Regions from separate parts of the Homo sapiens genome. Here region 1 is linked to region 2. A link is a loop called in an ENCODE intact Hi-C map of the cell type or tissue named here. Cell type or tissue: tibial artery. All regions are shown on one strand. Links, peaks and the distances in the headings refer to the core of each region. The heading gives the core; the rest is flanking DNA.

What was found. A loop is a pair of places that touch in the nucleus more often than their neighbours do. Peaks named below come from ENCODE experiments on the same cell type or tissue, not always from the same donor. Only the 100,000 strongest peaks of a DNase experiment are listed, where the experiment ranks them.
Region 1: a loop joins it to region 2, with 7 times the contacts of the local background. A loop is called at or near these places in 25 of 110 quality-filtered maps.

What each region holds. Positions count from the first base shown.
Region 1 is chr6:84,414,955-84,419,358 of GRCh38, reverse strand. The region is part of intron 1 of LOC107986620 (a long non-coding RNA gene); the gene reads right to left. Among named protein-coding and RNA genes, the nearest start is that of LINC01611, 58 kb to the left of the region's middle. In tibial artery, for the core only: no CTCF peak of the experiment used is centred there; no DNase peak of the experiment used is centred there; H3K27ac peaks cover 1,739 bases.
Region 2 is chr6:85,321,367-85,325,770 of GRCh38, reverse strand. No RefSeq gene overlaps it. Among named protein-coding and RNA genes, the nearest start is that of LINC02535, 81 kb to the left of the region's middle. In tibial artery, for the core only: a CTCF peak has its summit at 2,152 (motif pointing right); a DNase peak (open chromatin) is centred at 2,140.

The sequences.
Region 1 (4,404 bases), core at 77-4,076, 910 kb after region 2:
AGTTCCTAACCTTGACTGTGCATTGGAATCACCTGGGGAACTTTAAAACATACCAATTTTTGTGTTCCACTCTCAGAGATTCTGATCTAATTGGTCTATAATGCAGCCCAGGTGGGTACTGAGAGGTTCAAAGACACCCCAGGTGATCCTAATGTACAGTCAGGATTGGGAACTGCTGAGCTAATCACTGCAAAATTGACCACATTTTATGGTCTGAATCAAGGACAATAGAGGTAGAAGGTGCAGGGGTTTGTTCCCAGGCTCTGGGTTAAATTGTGACAACCCCCTCCCCCAAAAAAGATATGTTTATGTCTTACTCCTCAGAACCTGTGAATATGACCTTATTTGGGAAAAAAAAAAAGAGTTTTGTAGGTGTGATTGAATTATGGATCTCAAGATGAGATGATCCTAAACTTTCGCGAGGGTCCTAAATTCAAAGACAAGTGTCCTTAAAAGTGGAAGATAGAGGGAGATTTGGGATGGAGACTGAGGAGAAGGCCATTTCAAGAGACAGAGATTGGCATTAATCAGTCACAAACCAAGGGACACCTGAAACCAGCAAACGCTGGAGGAGGCAAAGAAAGGCTCTCCCTGAGAGCCTCTGGAGGGAGTGCAGCCCATACATATCTTCGTTTTGGACTTGGCCTCAGAATGGTGAGAGAATAAATTTATGTTGTTTTAAGTCACTCAGTTTGAGATAATGTTATGGCAGCCCTAAAAATCTAATACATTGTTCAATGGCTTTATTCGTATTATCACATTTAATCTTCACAAAAATCCCTATGAGGGAGGTATTATTATCCCCATTTTAGAGATGAGGAAGCTAAGGCTAAGAGAGATTGAACAGCTTGTTCCAGAGGCAGAGCTAGTCGTGGTACAACTGGCTTGACCAGAGCCATGCTGAGTGGCATAAAACTGAGAACGTGAAGCTTCCAGAATGTTAACTGGCCACCTTGACTTGGATCCAATAAGTCTAAACACATCCTGGTTCGAGTCCCCCATCTCAATCTTAAGGCCAATATGCTTCATCTTTAAAATAATTTTTAAATGCGGTTTGTGTGAATGGTTCTCTGTTCATACACATTCAAGTATACAGTTGGAATTAGATACCTAGAAGAAGGATGTTAAAATTCATACACTGTTGCTGTTATGAAGATTCCCCAAGCCTTAGGAAACTGTCACATCTGTGCTTGTTTAGTGGTCTCTAAAATTACTAGATCTGGGCTTGATGTCTCAATTCAAGTACAATTCAAAACTTGAATTGTACTTCTAGCTCACCTTCTAATATTTGGGATCTACCACTCGACTTTCTGTATCTCAGCTTCCTTATCTATAAAATAGCCGTGAAAACTGTCTACCTCTCAAGGTTATGTGTGTGAAAATGCTTCGAAAACAATAAAGCTCTCTACAGATGTACATTGTGAGTGTGTCTGCCATGGTTACTGCTGAAAGCCATATAGGCTCTGTGATTTAAAAAACTATGGACGGTGGGCCGGGCACGGTGGCTTATGCCTGTAGTCCCAGCACTTTGGGAGGCCAAGGTGGGTGGATCACTTGAGGGCACGAGTTCGAGATCAGCCTGGCCAACATGGCGAAACCCTGTCTCTACTAAAAATACAAAAATTAGCTGGGTGTGGTGGCAGGCACCTGTAATCCCAGCTACTTGGGAGGCTGAGGCAGGAGAATCGCTTGAATCAAGGAGGCACAGGTTGCATGAGCCAAGATCCTGCCACTGTACTCCAGCCTGGACGACAGTGAGACTCCATCTAAAAAAAAAAAAAAAAACAGCTATGGAGGGTGGAGAAATCAAATTCTTTTTTAAATTTAGAACTGGATGTTAAAATGGTAAGGAACACATTGCAATCTGCAGAGTCATTAAGTTGTCATAAGGCTTTGATCTCTACAGAGATTCATGCAATCGCCTTAATATGACTAACAATACAAATAAACTTGTTCAAAAAGGAATGTCATAATTCTGGGGGTTTGTGTAAGAAATTTATTTTTATTAGTTTTTTTTTCTTCCAATACCCCTAGTCATTGTCATCTAGTTTGAACTTAAAGTCAACGGATATGTTTTATTTCTTAATAAATTCAATGGAATGCTTTTTTCTTACATATAGAAAACAATATGGTTTCGTACACACATGTTCAGACACACTCACAGATTTTTTAAATAATGCTCAAATTAGAGAATAATTATAATGAAGCAACAGCTTTTCTTTAATAGCACCTACCATAACTGTACATTGCAACATAGACAATATATGATTTTATAGAAAACTAAGTATTTATTACAATTTCGAGAAAATGTTCATAGAATTTGGTTGACAAGAGAAGATAACATAATTTTATTACTAAAGTGGAATTTTCTTAATATACTATTGCTTTAAATTTAAATGGTTTTAATTGGACACAACATCTAAATAGTGGAGATCCAATCTCCCATTAGAATTACATAGTATGCTATTAAATAGTGTTTAATAGCATCTCATAAGGAAGGAATGGAAATTAGATTTATGAACACATAGTAGTTCACATTTGTTTATGACATTTTGAGAGCATCTATTTAGACTTTAAATCAGAAATAATCTACCACATTTTAACTATTTAAAGTTTAAAAAATAAAAAAGAACTGTTTATTTCTGTTTCAAATATTTCATTTGCATAAAATTCATTTATTTTTCAAATATAGCCTATATTATACAACTTGAATAATGTTATAAGAAAAATAATTTTTCTGTCATGTGAGAACAAATGCTATGTGATGCCCCAAAATAGGAACCCTGATCACTTTCCCAAGCAACATAGTATTTTCCCCCATGCAATCATTTTATTTTTGCTTGTGCAATATCAGACCTCAATTCTCTCTCTAAAGTAATCATGCTTTGGGACATATTCAAATATTTGGTATTCTGAAATCCCAGGGTTACAGTATTTTAAACCCTTATTACATACTGGGACTTTTTCAGAGAGCCATCACAACATGGTAGAAAATAAAAAAGAACACGTTCAAAAATAAATACTGATCACGGCATTACAAAATAAATATGCCCTAATTTTTATCTCATGTTAGCCAAAAAAAACTAGGAAGAACATGGTAGACATGGATCAGAACCAATTCTTTTCTTAGATAACACTGGCTTTGCTAAACAGAAATCTCTCAGGTCCCTGAAATGATTTAAGTTTTATTGTTCCCTGATTTCTATCCAGGGAGTTACAAAATTACTTCTTGTTGTTTTATGAAATACACTGTTTGGAAATCTGAAAATGTGATGCTATTTAACAATCAATGTTTAAGCTAGCTGTGAAATTGCCTGTTTGCATTTTCAGGGTTTGGGTTTGATGGTGGATGAAGCATGAGTTGTGACTTTCAGTGTGAAATAATTGCATGGCCATATGTAAACCTCCTTCATATAGCACTAACATGGGTTTATGAAACCACAGTTTACTTAAAATCAGAAAAAAATCTAACTTTTATGAGAAAATACATTTGCCTTTCGATAATACTCTCTCCCCTGCGATGTGCATAGGATTAGTCCTCCAGCTTTTTTTTCTTTTAGCAGGTTTAAAATATCAAAGCCCTGCAGTTATTCTGGGGAATCACACCGTTCCCCATGCAGGAGGCAGAGCACCGCACACCACACCTCCACCTCCTCCACAGCCCTTGCTCCTGTGGAACATGTGTACACGTGCCCTGAAGCATCTTTCAACAATAGTATCAGATTTGCTTGTAGATCTGAAGTAAATGTTTTCATAGTCTGTCACCTTGCTTTTATTAAAGGTGTTGGGACTAAAGCATTAACCATGGTTGAAAAAAACTCATATAGCGGTCCTTAAATGTTGAGAATCACCAATCTTTTTCAGCCTTTTATTAATTGTTTTCACATAGGGATATCTACAATTAATCAGGAGTAAGACACCACAGATGCTTTCAAGTACTCAGCATTTCAGTTTTGTGCCTGTAATGCTTAGATTTGAGCAAGGCAGCTAGACTGGGGATCTTTTTTAGTCATTTTAGGAAGCACTTTGCCTTGCTTGCTGTGGGTAGAATCAAGAGTTTTCAGGGAATATCATCTGAATGTCAAAAATATTCCCAGTTCATAGCAGTCTCTGCGATTTCACAATCTCTTTAAAAGATTCTATGTCCAGAAACGATCAGAATAGAAACTAATTTTATAAAATTTGTATTGAATTTCCAGGCTTTTGCAATAGGCAGGCTTAGTCTTGCTTTAGTGCTTTACTTTAACTAATATTCACACAATTGTTTTAAAATTGCTCTGAAATAAAAAAATAAGATTGATAAATGTACATACAATTTATGCATGTATAGTGTGTGCAATTTCAGAGCAAAAACTTAACTCTCTTCTTTGCACACTGCCCCTCCTTCTCCCTCACCCACCTTAT
Region 2 (4,404 bases), core at 272-4,271:
GAAGGCAAGTGGGCCAGGTTTGCTGGAGGGGCAAGTTTGGGCTGGGGGTAAGGAGCTTTTGGAAATGAGATTACAAAGGTGAACTGGGACAAGGTCATGGAGGACCCGGTATGAGGGTTAATTGCAATATTTAGGCAGTGGTGGGATAGTGAAGTTTAAAAATAGAAGAGACCATTTTTTTCTAGAGTGCTGTGACGTGGTGTGGGATGGAGGTAAAAAGGGGAGGAGATCTGGAGCCTCGAGAGCAGCTCCATGTGGTGGGTGCTGCCATACCGAGAGAGGGGATGAAGGGGCAGCGCTTGTACAGAAGCCAAAGAGAGCCGGATGAGAAGTAGGATTGGAGAATGCTGTCAAATGGTAGAATTGACAGGATTCTACCCATCTGGGACATATGTTAAACTAGATAAAAAAGCGTTATTGGTTGAGTACCTCTTTAATTTTGCTAAGAGGAAGCTGCGTGGAGCAATGCTTTCCAGCTTTATTTCTGGGGACTGACTGGGCTCAAACTGTGGCTTGGTCACTTGTAGCTGAGTGACCTCAGGAAAGTTTCGTATCCTCTTAGTGCCTCAATTTCTTCATTTGCAACATGGGGATAATATTAGTAACCACCTCATAAGATTATCATTAAGATGAAATGAGTTACTATTTGTTAAGCAGTTAGAATTTGCCTGGCATGTAGTGAGCTCTAAATAACCATTTGTTAAAATAGCAGAAATAAATAAGTAAAATAATGTTGCAGATCACCTTGCTGAGGCATTGTCCAAGAATTCTGGGATAAAATTCTAGGAATGTTTAATGTAGAGTCACTATCAAGCACAAGAAAAATGCCTGGTGTCTGTTAAGTACCAGAAGAGATATAGGTAAGTAGATACTGCCCATATAAAAGAAGGCTCTGGCATTGGGTACATGGTGCAACATGCTAAAATGATGCAAAGATGAAGCAAAGAGCTCACTGGAATCCATAACTTCCAGCAGGTGGACGAAAACCAGAAAAATGCCCACTTTGTAGAAGACTTGGCCACTCCTCTCATTTCCCAGCACAGAAATTGACAACTCGGTTTACTGGAGGAATTTGGTCAATTGCTGGGAAGGATTTATTTGTATTTATTTATTTAGTCAATTTTATAGAAATAATGTCATAAAGACATGGATGCCTATGGCAAGGGTCACATCCAGGATCTTGCCCCTCCCTGCCTGGCAGCTGTCTTTCACATGCTTATCTCTCTGCCTGGAACCCATGCCCACTCCCACCCTCAGTAACTACTATTTGCCCTTTTGCTCTCAGTGATAATGTTAGTTCCTCAGGGAAACTCCCTCCACTCCCCTAGACTATATATCCACATGACATCGTGTACCTTTCCTTCATGTCTTTTGTCCTTGTTTGTAATTAATTTTGGGGATTATTTGTCTTCTCACTTAGACAACAAGTTCCACTAAGAGCAGGTGTTGCTTTTTCTTAACACTGTTTCCTTGGTGCCTACACAGCACCAGAACAGTGTAAGTGCTTACTAAATATTTGTTGAATATAGTGAAATATTTTTTGTTGAATGTACCCCAGCCACCTAAAGGGTCTCCTGGTTTCCTGAATTCATAGAGATTCCTTTGGAAGTAAGTGGTTGAGGTGGTTGAGCTTGACAGCTGCTTTCAGATCAAGATTGAAATTCTATGCTGTGTGTGGATGGTTGTGAGAGTCTTATTGTACACTCAAGCTCTTAGTCGATTTCCAGTCCAGGTGGCACAGAATCAGGCTTATCATCTCATGTGGGTTGTGTTTGTCCTCCTGTGGCTCTTAAGGGAACATCTCAGAGATGGCCAGTGGTGCTGCTCTATTATTTGGGCGGGGCGGAGTACTAAAAAGGGTGGGAAGAATGGAACCCCCCACCCCTCATCGATTTGCCTCACACCGTTAGTAATGGGGAAAAATGCTGTCGAGGTGTCATCAGTTCTAATGTGGCTGGCTATATTAAATGCTAGAAATAATAATGGAAGAAATGTGAGACTCTCCTTGCTGCAATGTGCGTTGCTGAGGAAATGAAGAACGTCGCATTCAAAACCTCATTTCCCTTCTTAACTACAAGGGATTTCAGCATCAAAGGGATTCATACTCAGACTTCCACCTTGTAAAAGCTTAGCCTGCAAAGCCAACCAGTAGAGGGCGCTGCTACCCTTTGTAAGAATCATTTGGGGCTCACCTGAAGATAGAGACATCTGAAATGTGGACCAAAGATCATCAAGTCTGATGTTTATGACACTCCAGTTACAAACCTGAAAAGGGAAAGCTTTATGATGGTATAATTTATGTGCTTTCTTTAAAAGTTAACAAAGCTTGTTTGTTTAAGCAATCTGTTTACCATATAAAATTGTCCTGAGTCTGAGAAAAAATCACCTTTCTGAAAGAAAGGCTGACAGGAGTGCTGGAACATGAACTTAACATGATCCAAATGCATGCATCTGTTTAGGGTCATCTGAGCTATTAGGAGTCGTAGGAGCTTGGCTAAGACTTCTCAGTGAATGTAGAAACACTGAGAAGGGAGGTCAAAAGATGATTATGATCGGGGGGTGGGGCTTTTGAGAATTATTATACTAAATGTGAAAATCTGATTTTAGCTCAGGCGAGGCCTTCAGAGAAAGCATTTAGCCAGCAGGAAGTTAAAGGGTAGCATGTGTCTTTATCTGTAGGGACATAGCTGGTTTATCCAGTTCTCTGGGATACAGTCCTTGATTTGAGGGGTCTGGGGTTTTGAAAATTGGCACCACCTGAGGAGTATGACCCTGTGCATTCCCATTCTTCAGCTGGATTTTGGGCTTCTCTCAGGGTTTTGCCTCTGACTGCAGTGGATGGTCACACCAGTAACTGCAGGCTCCACTCCATACAGCTCAAGGCCTGTCTGCTTCTGTTGCTGAAACTGAAAAAGCTGATCAACAGGGCCTCAGCTCCTTACAGTGGGGTGATGGCCCTTCCCACATCTCCAGGAGGGTCTGTCTGCTGAAGGCTGGAGGGGAGCATCCAAGCTGCCTTGATTGGTACTACAGATAACCCTCCCTAAGTCTCTCTCAGGCAATGGGGGAGTGCACAAGACATTGTCTGGGAAATGGAGAAAAAGCGTTTTCCAGGAGCCAGTCTGGAGCCAGGAATGATATGAGAGTCAAGGAAAGTAGACAGTCCTCTCCAATGCTCATTGAGGATTCTTCATTCCTGACTTAGGTTTCTGGCCACACGCATTTCCTGGGAAACATCATTCTTAGTACCTGTTTCTTTAGTGCAGGGCTATTTCTAATGCTTCAAATTCTTTCATATTAATGAAGGAAAAAAGTTTACTCCTCTGCTATTTTAAGCCAACAGAGTAGGAATTCTGGTAGAGGTTGGTGCTGCAAATTTTGAGGCTTGATCAGAAGTTTGAGTTGGGGTAGCCAAATAATGATCAATTTACTATGTTAAACAAAAGGCAAATATTTTATATCAAGCATCACTTGCAGCCTCCCTAATAAAAGATCTATGAATCTTTTTTCCTTGCAAAGAATGAAACACTCCAAAACTCCTGAGTGTTTAGGAATTTGCCTTTCCTCTCACTAGCTGCTCAGCAGCTGAAGCACTGCCAATGGTTGCATGGGGAACAACAGGAGGGGCTTGGGCTGCCTGACAGCCACACCTGTGCCTTGGCTTCAATAGACTAGAACAGGCCTCAGCTGGCTTAGGGGCCAGAACTTGGCAATGCAACACATGTGAGCTGTGGGCAGATGTTGAGTATTAAAGAGTAGAGAAAAGGGGATGATTCTGAGGAGCTGGAGTGGGATTGATTAATGGAGGTGGGGCCGACGCAAATTCAACAATCCCAGCAGACCACTGGCAGGAGAGCTGGTGTTTTAACACTTTTTGTAGGACTTCGTGGAGGTCTTTAGAAACAGGGTAAGTCCCCATGTGTCTGGAGGGTTAGTGGGAGATCTTCCCATAGGCGTGGGTGTGGATTCGATGAACCTTCAAAGTCTTTTCAACATTCTGATTCTGTGGTCAGGATTAGACAGACTCATGTGGCCACAAATGAAATAAAATAGGGATCTAATGGAATGTTTTATGTTCTGCATCTTTAGTTCCAAATGGGAGATAGTCTGTTGAGTGCTGCAAGATTGATCCTGTCCTGTTTCTACTTCAAAAGCTGATTAGAATTGATTCTCTTCATCTTGGCCTTAACATTCTACTTTAAATAAACGTAGAAACGTATTCTGAATCTCTCTGAAAAACCCAAAGCAAAGGACCTGAGAGAATGTACCATTCTAGGGTATTGCAAATGTACTTACTTGAATCCATTTATTTAATGCCTCCTGGCACCCAATTCCACCAAGGTAGTTTGGTTTTTCTGTTAACATTAAAAATTCACCCCAAAAGAACTAACAAACCCAAAATCC